Regions from separate parts of the Homo sapiens genome. Here regions 1 and 3 are each linked to region 2. Evidence: chromatin contacts called from ENCODE Hi-C data. All regions are on one chromosome and are shown on one strand. Each heading gives the region's core, a stretch centred on a gene start or an enhancer-like site at or near the end of the contact. The rest is flanking DNA. Distances are from core to core; before and after follow the strand shown.

Evidence for each region. Hi-C counts contacts between places; a loop is a spot of excess contacts on that map. Pooled maps may share reads with other maps.
Region 1: a loop to region 2 is called in a map of psoas muscle, with 4 times the contacts of the local background. The contact joins the promoter of ADH1B here to the promoter of TSPAN5 in region 2. A Hi-C loop is called at or near these places in 1 of 168 maps with a recorded cell type or tissue (psoas muscle) and 2 of 50 pooled maps.
Region 3: a loop to region 2 is called in a pooled map, with 2.4 times the contacts of the local background. The contact joins the enhancer-like site here to the promoter of TSPAN5 in region 2. A Hi-C loop is called at or near these places in 2 of 37 single-sample maps with no recorded cell type and 3 of 50 pooled maps.

The regions. Positions count from the first base shown.
Region 1 is chr4:99,320,063-99,322,762 of GRCh38, reverse strand. ADH1B (alcohol dehydrogenase 1B (class I), beta polypeptide) reads left to right here and starts at 1,362. Exons shown (of 9, transcript NM_000668.6): 1 at 1,362-1,449. The coding sequence starts at 1,432. RefSeq lists an enhancer at 1,090-1,196 and a promoter at 1,090-1,396.
Region 2 is chr4:98,657,221-98,659,920 of GRCh38, reverse strand. It overlaps TSPAN5 (tetraspanin 5), which reads left to right and starts at 1,310. Exons shown (of 8, transcript NM_005723.4): 1 at 1,310-1,775. The coding sequence starts at 1,695. TSPAN5-DT (TSPAN5 divergent transcript) reads right to left here and starts at 1,019. Exons shown (of 3, transcript NR_148380.1): 1 at 899-1,019. It overlaps LOC112267901 (a long non-coding RNA gene), which reads right to left and starts at 1,198. Exons shown (of 3, transcript XR_939016.3): 1 at 1,049-1,198. RefSeq lists silencers at 1,153-1,332, 1,586-1,745.
Region 3 is chr4:99,445,778-99,448,540 of GRCh38, reverse strand. No RefSeq gene overlaps it. Among named protein-coding and RNA genes, the nearest start is that of ADH7, 12 kb to the right of the region's middle. RefSeq lists an enhancer at 807-2,006. Within about 2 kb of position 1,285, at least 5 of the 41 ENCODE cell types and tissues checked have a DNase peak (open chromatin) inside an H3K27ac peak, as active enhancers do.

The DNA.
Region 1 (2,700 bases), core at 113-2,612, 660 kb before region 2:
CATAGGACCTCCTTTGCTTTCTATTGGGTGAATGTTTCTCAGTCTTGGTGTGAGTCTCAGTGCCTACATAATTAAAGCTTACTGAAATGTTCCCTTGGCAATTTTAGAGAAATATGTCCTCTATGCTAACATGTTCATATTGACAGACTATATCTAATTAAATAGTTGCCTGTATAGTTTTATGACGCCTCCAAGTGTGGATAAAAGAAAAATCAAACTCCTATGCTTGGAAAGCCATGAGGATACTAGCTACATTGATCAAAGGGTAATGGAAATGATCCAGTGAGGATTTTGCTCCATTTCTCACAATTATTTAAAATCTGCCACAAATGCCTGTTCCTCTACAATGCCTCCCCTGAGTCCTTCATTCTGAATAGCAACTCTGTCTCTGTTCCCAAAGCATTAACTGACCCCTGTGATAGGGCACTTCCCAGCCAGGCTGATATGTAGACTTGGTTTCCTGCGTGTCTTTTCACTATAAACTGTGAGCTTTCTTTCATGAATAATAATTGTAGCTAACATTTAGGAGGGTGCTCCTATCTGCAAAACTCCATGATGAGTGCTTTACAAGGATTATTTCATTTATTCACAAACAGTCCTTTAAAATGACGCCATTATTCATCTTCATCTCACAGATAAGGAAATTAAGGCAAAAAAAATTCAGTGAAATAATAAGTCCAAGTACACAGAACAAGTAAGGAACTGGGTTGGCCTGGTCCCACAAGCCATGCCATCACCGCTGCCCCATACTGCCTCTTGGCACAGGCAGAGGTCATGTCTTATTCATCACTGCTACTCCACTGGACCCAGCTTAGTGCCTGACACAGGGAGGTGTTCAGTCCATACATACTAGTTTTGAGTGGAGCAGAATTGCCAGGCACAGTGATCCCCTTTGCTGTGACTAATTGGGTGTCTGATTCTCTGCTGTAAAGACAAAGAGGCTGCTCTCTCTATCCTACTTCGTTTTTCCTGTTTTCTTACTCTTCTTCCTTCCTCGCCACCCCATGTGCATTCAAAGTTGCAGCTTAGTGCAGACAAAGGGAATACAAGGCAGAACGACCTATGTGGGATTGAAAGAAGAGAAACAAGGAATTCCAGAGGCCGGGGGGGGGTGGGAAGTGAGGAAAAGAGAAAGTGATTACAATTTATCACTTTAACTTAATATTTAAACTAATGAAAACAAAATCTTATCTAGAATTTGGAAGTCAATATTTTGATTGCTGGTTCAGTACCCTTTTATCTGTTTTGACAGTCTGGGAATAATCCAGTGGGTGTGGCTTAAAGACATAGATCACGTGTGGAATTGGAATTGGATGTTACACAAGCAAACAAAATAAATATCTGTGCAATATATCTGCTTTATGCACTCAAGCAGAGAAGAAATCCACAAAGACTCACAGTCTGCTGGTGGGCAGAGAAGACAGAAACGACATGAGCACAGCAGGAAAAGTAAGCAAAAAATATATTACTGTTGGTAATATATTCTCATCAATATAACAAAGAAAGGAATACAGTATTTGATGAATAATTTAAAATTCATATCTAAATTAGAAATGATATGCTGAAATATGATATGCAATATACACCTCAATATGTAATGTATACTGAACTGCAGTGGAAATAAGCTATTCTTAAGTACCTTTAACAGGAATGTATAGAACCTGTGTCTATTAGTCTTTATTTCCTACATTAAATAAATTTACAGTAAAATGATAGTTTATTCCAAGCTAATCATGACTGATTTGTAAATCTAAAGTTAGAAAAGTCTTTAATGGCAAGTTATCTTTATAATAAGAAACCATAATTCAAATGTGTTATTATTTTTATTCAAATTTTTTATGAACACAGGAAAGTTGTCTGACAGAAGTTTGATGAGAGGAATTTGACTCAGAAGACTGAAATATCCTTTAACCTTACTATAAAATATCTTACAAAATACTCATTGATTTCACAGCATTAGAATCATCAAGGTTAAGCAAGACATCAACATGCAAATTCTGATTAAAAGGGGTCCATTATGATACAATTCAGGGAATTTCCACAAAAATCCTATGGAACAGTATCTTCCCCATTTAAAAGTTAATATGGTTTTACAGAAAATCAATGATACAATTTGAATAATAATACAATTTGAATCACTTAGCACTAGGAATACAGATATTTGGTTTTTTCTTCTATAAATTTGTACTTATTTGCTCAATGTGTTTACAGGTGCATGTGGTCATTCAATATAATCAATTGATTTTTTTAATTGTTTAATTACATAAACCTGTGCAACTATGTCCAGTCCTTTTTTTGTGTTAGGAGTGTACCACACTGTAAAATATCTCACTATGATAATTCAATTTAAAGGTTCTGAGGCTTCTCTCTGCATTGTGTGACAAACAGGCTCATATCAATAAGACTGGTTGATGGAGCTAGAGGACGTTATTCTAAGTAAAGTAACTCATGAATGGAACACCAAATATCCAATGTTCTCACTTAAAAGTGGTAGCTAAACTATGAGGACACAAAGGATGAGAATGATATAATGGACTTTGGGGACTGAGGGAAAAGGGCAGTAGGAGGAATAAGACATAAAAGACTACATATTGGGTTCAGTCTACACTGCTTGTGTGAGGGGTGCACCAAAATATCAGAAATCACCACTAAAGAACTTATCCGTGTAACCAAAAACCATCTGCACCCCAAAAACTATTG
Region 2 (2,700 bases), core at 61-2,560:
TTGAGAAAAGTGAGAGGTTGTTACGTAGGAAACCTTATAACTAGAGGCTCTCAAACTCAAGTATTTAAGTATCATCTTTTAGATTTCTGTGTCCAGGATCGGGTTGCACTGGGTGGTGCTGGAAAAATTTTTTGATCTCACCTCCTTCTAGCCTTTTGAATCCTTAAAAATATTCCCATAGACATTTATACACAGTCCTGGGCGGTTCTTCCTTCTCCTTCCGTGAAATACTGGTACCTGCTTTGCCAACACCTATGAAAGTGCTCCAGGAGGAGGGCGGATAAGCAACTAATGAGCACACCTGCTCAGGTAGGGTTCTAAAACAATTTCCAGCCACCTGTTCTATTCTTCCCCAGAGTTCAAAAGCTTAATGGTTCGTGATCCAAAAACCCAATTCAGATTCCCCAGAAGACCTCCCTGGAATCCGTTGTGGATTCCTTCCTAGAGTTAGGAGGCAAGCAGGTTTCTTAGGCACTATTCTGTCGGGGTAGGGGGGAGCGTGCGCTGTCCGGGTTTGTGTGGTTGCAATAGACCCTAGGGCGAGGATCGCATCCCGGGCCAGGACTCCCTTGAGCCATCTCTTTTTCCTCGTCCCCATTTCTAGGATAAAACCCATTTCTCCGGTAGGTGGGGAGGTTGGGTTAGAGTCACACAGGGATTCAGGAAGCTTTCCTTTTCAACGTCCCATCCCTTCATCCTTTCCTCCCACTTCCCGTGGCTCTTTTCTCCACCTTCCCCAACTACCCCCTTTTCCATTCAGCGAAGTCCACGACGACTTTCCTTCCCTGTCCAGTGGCATCGCATCTTCTCTAGCCACATAAGCCTGTTGTGGAGGAGGGGGCGCCAGTGTGGCTACCCTGGAAGGGGTGTCGGGGGTGGCTCGCAGGTCCTCACTCACCCAGCCCTCTCCCCGAGGAGCGACCCTCTCGCCCGCGTCCCTCCAGAGCTGCGCCGCTCATCAATCCCGGTCACTCTGCCAGCCTGCTCCCCGGGCGCCCTTCCTTCTCCCTCTCGCCTGCGGTCCTCCACCCTCCCACCCCCTACCTACCCCGCAGCGACGTTCGGGGTCAGCGGCGCTTGGGGTTGGCCCGAGAAGGGGCGGGGATAAAGCGAGCGGTGGAAGGAGGCGGCTACGTGGTGCCACCGCCGCCCGGGAGCGCCCGACCCCGTGCGCGCGCGCGCCTAGCCAAGGCTTGGGCGGCGGGCGGAGCTGCGGGCGGCGCGGGCGGAGGAGCAGCCGGCCGGGCGGGCGGAGCGAGAGGCGGGCGGAGCGAGGGGTGGGAGGGCGCGCGCGAACGGGCGGGCGAGCAAGCGAGCGGCGTCTCCACCAGCATCTGCCGCGGCCGCCTTTGCCCGAAGCCCGGGGACGAACCGACGGACCGACCGCCTGGCGCACGGACGCGGGCGCTCGCTTTGTGTTCGGGGCTAGCGTCGGCGAGGCTTGAGCTTGCAGCGCGCGGCTTCCCTGCTTTCTCGCGGCCACCCCGGCTCCGGCGGCCTCGGCGCGCGAGGGGCTGGAGGTGCGGGAGCCGCTCTCCGCCGGTCGGTCCCCGCGCGGCTGAGCCCAGGCCGCCAGCGCCGCGGCCCCGTGCGGTGTCCCTGAGCTCCTGCTCCCCGCCGGGCTGCTCCGAGCAACGGTGCTTCGGAGCTCCAAACTCGGGCTGCCGGGGCAAGTGTCTTCATGAACCCAGAGGATGTCCGGGAAGCACTACAAGGGTCCTGAAGTCAGTTGTTGCATCAAATACTTCATATTTGGCTTCAATGTCATATTTTGGGTAAGTTGGAGCGCTCCTGGGATTCCAACTATTGTGGCCGATCGATTCGCGACGATTTCCCCCACGTTGTTCGTTGCCTTTACTTTTCGCAGCCCCGCAGGCGCTTGCCGGAGCAGCATAGAGGCATTCGCCTTCCGCCTTTCCAGCTTGCGCGTTGGAGAGATAAACATTTAATCCTTTCGAGGAATGGGAAGAGGTGAAAAGAGAAATCGAGGCGGAAAGGGGGCACCGAGGCCTTCTGGTGGCTTTTTGAGGAACGAATAGCAGGGATGCAGATAAAAGAAAGGGTTCGGCAGTTTGAGAAATGAGCAACCACACGAATTGGATTTGCTCTCGGTGGGATATAGATGTTGGGCAGAGCGTGGTGTCATAATAGGGAAGGCTAATCGGGCACGGCCGACCCTGAGGTCCACCTTCTAACAACGATCTGATTGGACGAGGGCTTGGCTCCGTGTTGCCGCGGCTGGTCTGTGCCATGCTCAGCGTGTATCTTCTTGCACCATCTCGGGCTTTGTGTAGGATGCAGATGCCGTGGTATATGGTCCTGTAATTGCACGTAAATAACGTTTCCTGCACGCTCTCCTCTTCAGCTGGAAAGCGCTCCCTGTGCGTAATGGACTGGTCAGTGGGGGTGCGGGGTAGAGGGATTTATTTGTATGTATATATCATCGTCAGGATAATAAGTCACCGTCAACATATATTTCAGTGTGTTCCTGCCCCACGTCCTCATTTTTAAAGGAGTGACACAGAGCGGGCCGTTTGGGGGAACCTTTGTAGAAATGCAAAGGAGAAGGTGTGCGAGGCATGTTTTATTGGGGAACCGAGAGAGCAAATGCTTTAACACAAGATTCAAATGATGCTCTGCTTGGGACTGCAATGTGTTGGGAACCTATTGTAATTAGGCTGGGACGCCTACTCTTTTTGT
Region 3 (2,763 bases), core at 36-2,535, 790 kb before region 2:
CTATTATCCTCAGCAAACTAACACAGGAACAGAAAACCAACTACAGCATGTTCTCATTTATAAGTGGGAGGTAAATGATGAGTATGAACACAAAGAAGGAAACAACAGACACTGGGCTCTTCTTGAGGGTGAAGGTTGAGAGGAGGGAGAAGAGCAGCAAAGATAACTATTGAGTACTGGCTTAATTCCCAGGTGATGAAATAATCTGTACAACAAACCTCCATGAAATGAGTTTACCTATGTAACAAACCTTCACATGTACCCCTGAACCTAAAATAAAAGTTAAAAATAATGAGCAGAATTGTATAATTGTTTTGAGATAATTATCTTTCACTACAAAGATTAATAACAAAGGAACAAAGGTGGTGCCAGTCTGAGTTTGGACAGGCAGTTAGTTGCTGGGCAGATATCCTCACAGAAGTATTTTTTGTGTAAGGTTGTGATGACCTTTGTGCATTGTTGTGGCTTCTGTAGAGTCTTTTGTGGAAGTTTTTATTATCTGGCATATAAGTGTGAGAAGCCTCTCTTCATAGCCCTCCCCAGCTCTATTTGTCAGGGTTTTTTGTATTTGTTTGTTTGTTTGTTTGTTTTAAACATACATGACTCCATTTTGATTCCGACCACTTTCATATTTCTCTTTTTGATTACGATTGTTCTCGGAAGGTATCACAGATCAATCATCCTGTAGTTAGGTTTTGATTGTCCTTCAGTACCCAAATGAACCTGCACTGAGTTGCTGGTCTGTCCCACACTGGAGAGAGTGATTGGCAGCTAAGAGTCAATGTCAAACTCTGTTTAGCAACATTTCAGCAATAAGGGAAGTTTGAATGGACAGCTCTCCAGTCACTCCTCAGGTGGCTCTTCTCTTTTAAAGACAGAATTATTTGGGGATGAAAGACTATTGAAAAAAAAGATTGTTGAGAATCTATTATATTCTAAGCCTATTGGAACAGAAACTGTCTCAGAATCATTTTAGTATCTGACCCCACCACCAATATCCCGGCACCTAGGCCCACAGTAGAAACTAATAAAAAATCTCATTGAATGAATAAAAGATTTATTGCCTGATTAAGTAAATGAATGGTCACTCACACTTGTGACATTTGTAACTTTTAGGGGATCCTGTGAACTGAGTTTCCCAGGCTCCAATTTGATTCAGTTCTTTTCTTTCTCATAGCCCAGCCAAGCCTTCTTGATCCCATTGTGATCCTTCACACTGGAGGACTAGTCAAGCAGTTAATCACAGCCGGTGGTTTCTTCAGCTGCAAAGGGAAATGTCACTTTCACTGTGACTCAGCTCTTTTCCACTGCTTTCTCGAATTGCTGTTTGTTGAATAAATCTGGTCGAGTTTGACAATAAAGGTCTCCCAGGAAGTGTTAAAATAAATGAGGTCTTGGTAAGGTGTCTCCTAGACATTTAAAACAAACAAAACAAAAAAAAAACACACTTCATAAAAACAATTGTTTGGTTAATGGGCTATCCTTTGATTAAAATTGTAAGCATTTGATTTAAAACTGGCTGGTAGAACTTTCATTTACTAAGTAGTTTACATTTAGGTATCAGTGTTGTCTTTGAAGTATAAGAAGGTGGTCATCTTTTTGCTATATGCTTAAAAGGATTTATCAGTTAGTGTTGACTGGAGTGCCCAGACTCTGAATCTACATGGAGAGTCACCCTTGCAGTACTTGAGCAGCCCCATGTCTAAAAATTTTGTTCCTTTCAATATGATTATGTTTCCCTGCCTCTTCATGTCTGGCCCCCCACTTGGGATGTTACAGAACTACCCTCAGTTGCCCAATGAGCCACTGATGTAACAGAATGTGTACCTGCCCTTACAGTGTCTTCCAGGACCCACTTTCTGATGTCCTGTGTTTTTCTGGATACATTTGGTACTCCTATACACACGCTTTCTTCACTTCTCCTTGTTGACCCTGCCTGGAGAGGAGAGATCCTATAATATTCCTTTTGGTTAGAGACCGCTTTTGTGTTCATTTCATAGAGCTGCCATAACAAGGTACACAAACTTGGTAGCTTAAAACAACAGAAATTTGTTCTCTCATAGTTTCTGAACACCAGAAGTCCAAAATCAAAGTATCATCAGGATTGGATACTCCTAGAGTCTCTGAAGCAGAATCTGTTCCATGCCTTTCCCCTAGCTTCTGGTAGTTCCCAGCAATCTTTGGCATCCTTTGGCTTGTGGATGTATCACTCCAATCTCTGCCTCTGTGGTCACATGCTGTTCTCCTCTGTGTGTCTCTTTGCATCTTCACCTAGCCTTCATATAAGGACACTAATCTTTGAATTTAGAGCTCACTCTAATTCAATATGACCTCATCTTAACTACTTACATTACATCTGCAAGGACCCTATTCTCAAATAAGGCCACATTCTGAGGTTCTGGCATACGTGAATTTTGGAGGAACACTATTCAATCCAATACACCTCCTTTCTTCCCAGCTGGGTCTTACAGGAGCACAAGGTATCATTCAAGCTTTCTTGAGATTTTGCCCACACCCTATGCCTACATATATATGTGCAAGCTCATTTATCTAAAGAGAAAAGAACTAGAAAGCTAGGCTTTCATCATTTGAATGCACATTTAAGAGTGGCAGCTCGGAGAAAATAATGTGCATATAAATTATTCAAAGCTTGTCTCGTGGTATCCCAATAAGGGTAGTTACCTTGCAGTGGGCAGGCTTATCACTGATCTTCAGTAATGATAATAAAAGCTAACACTTGTTGATCATAAACAGTTTTTTAGG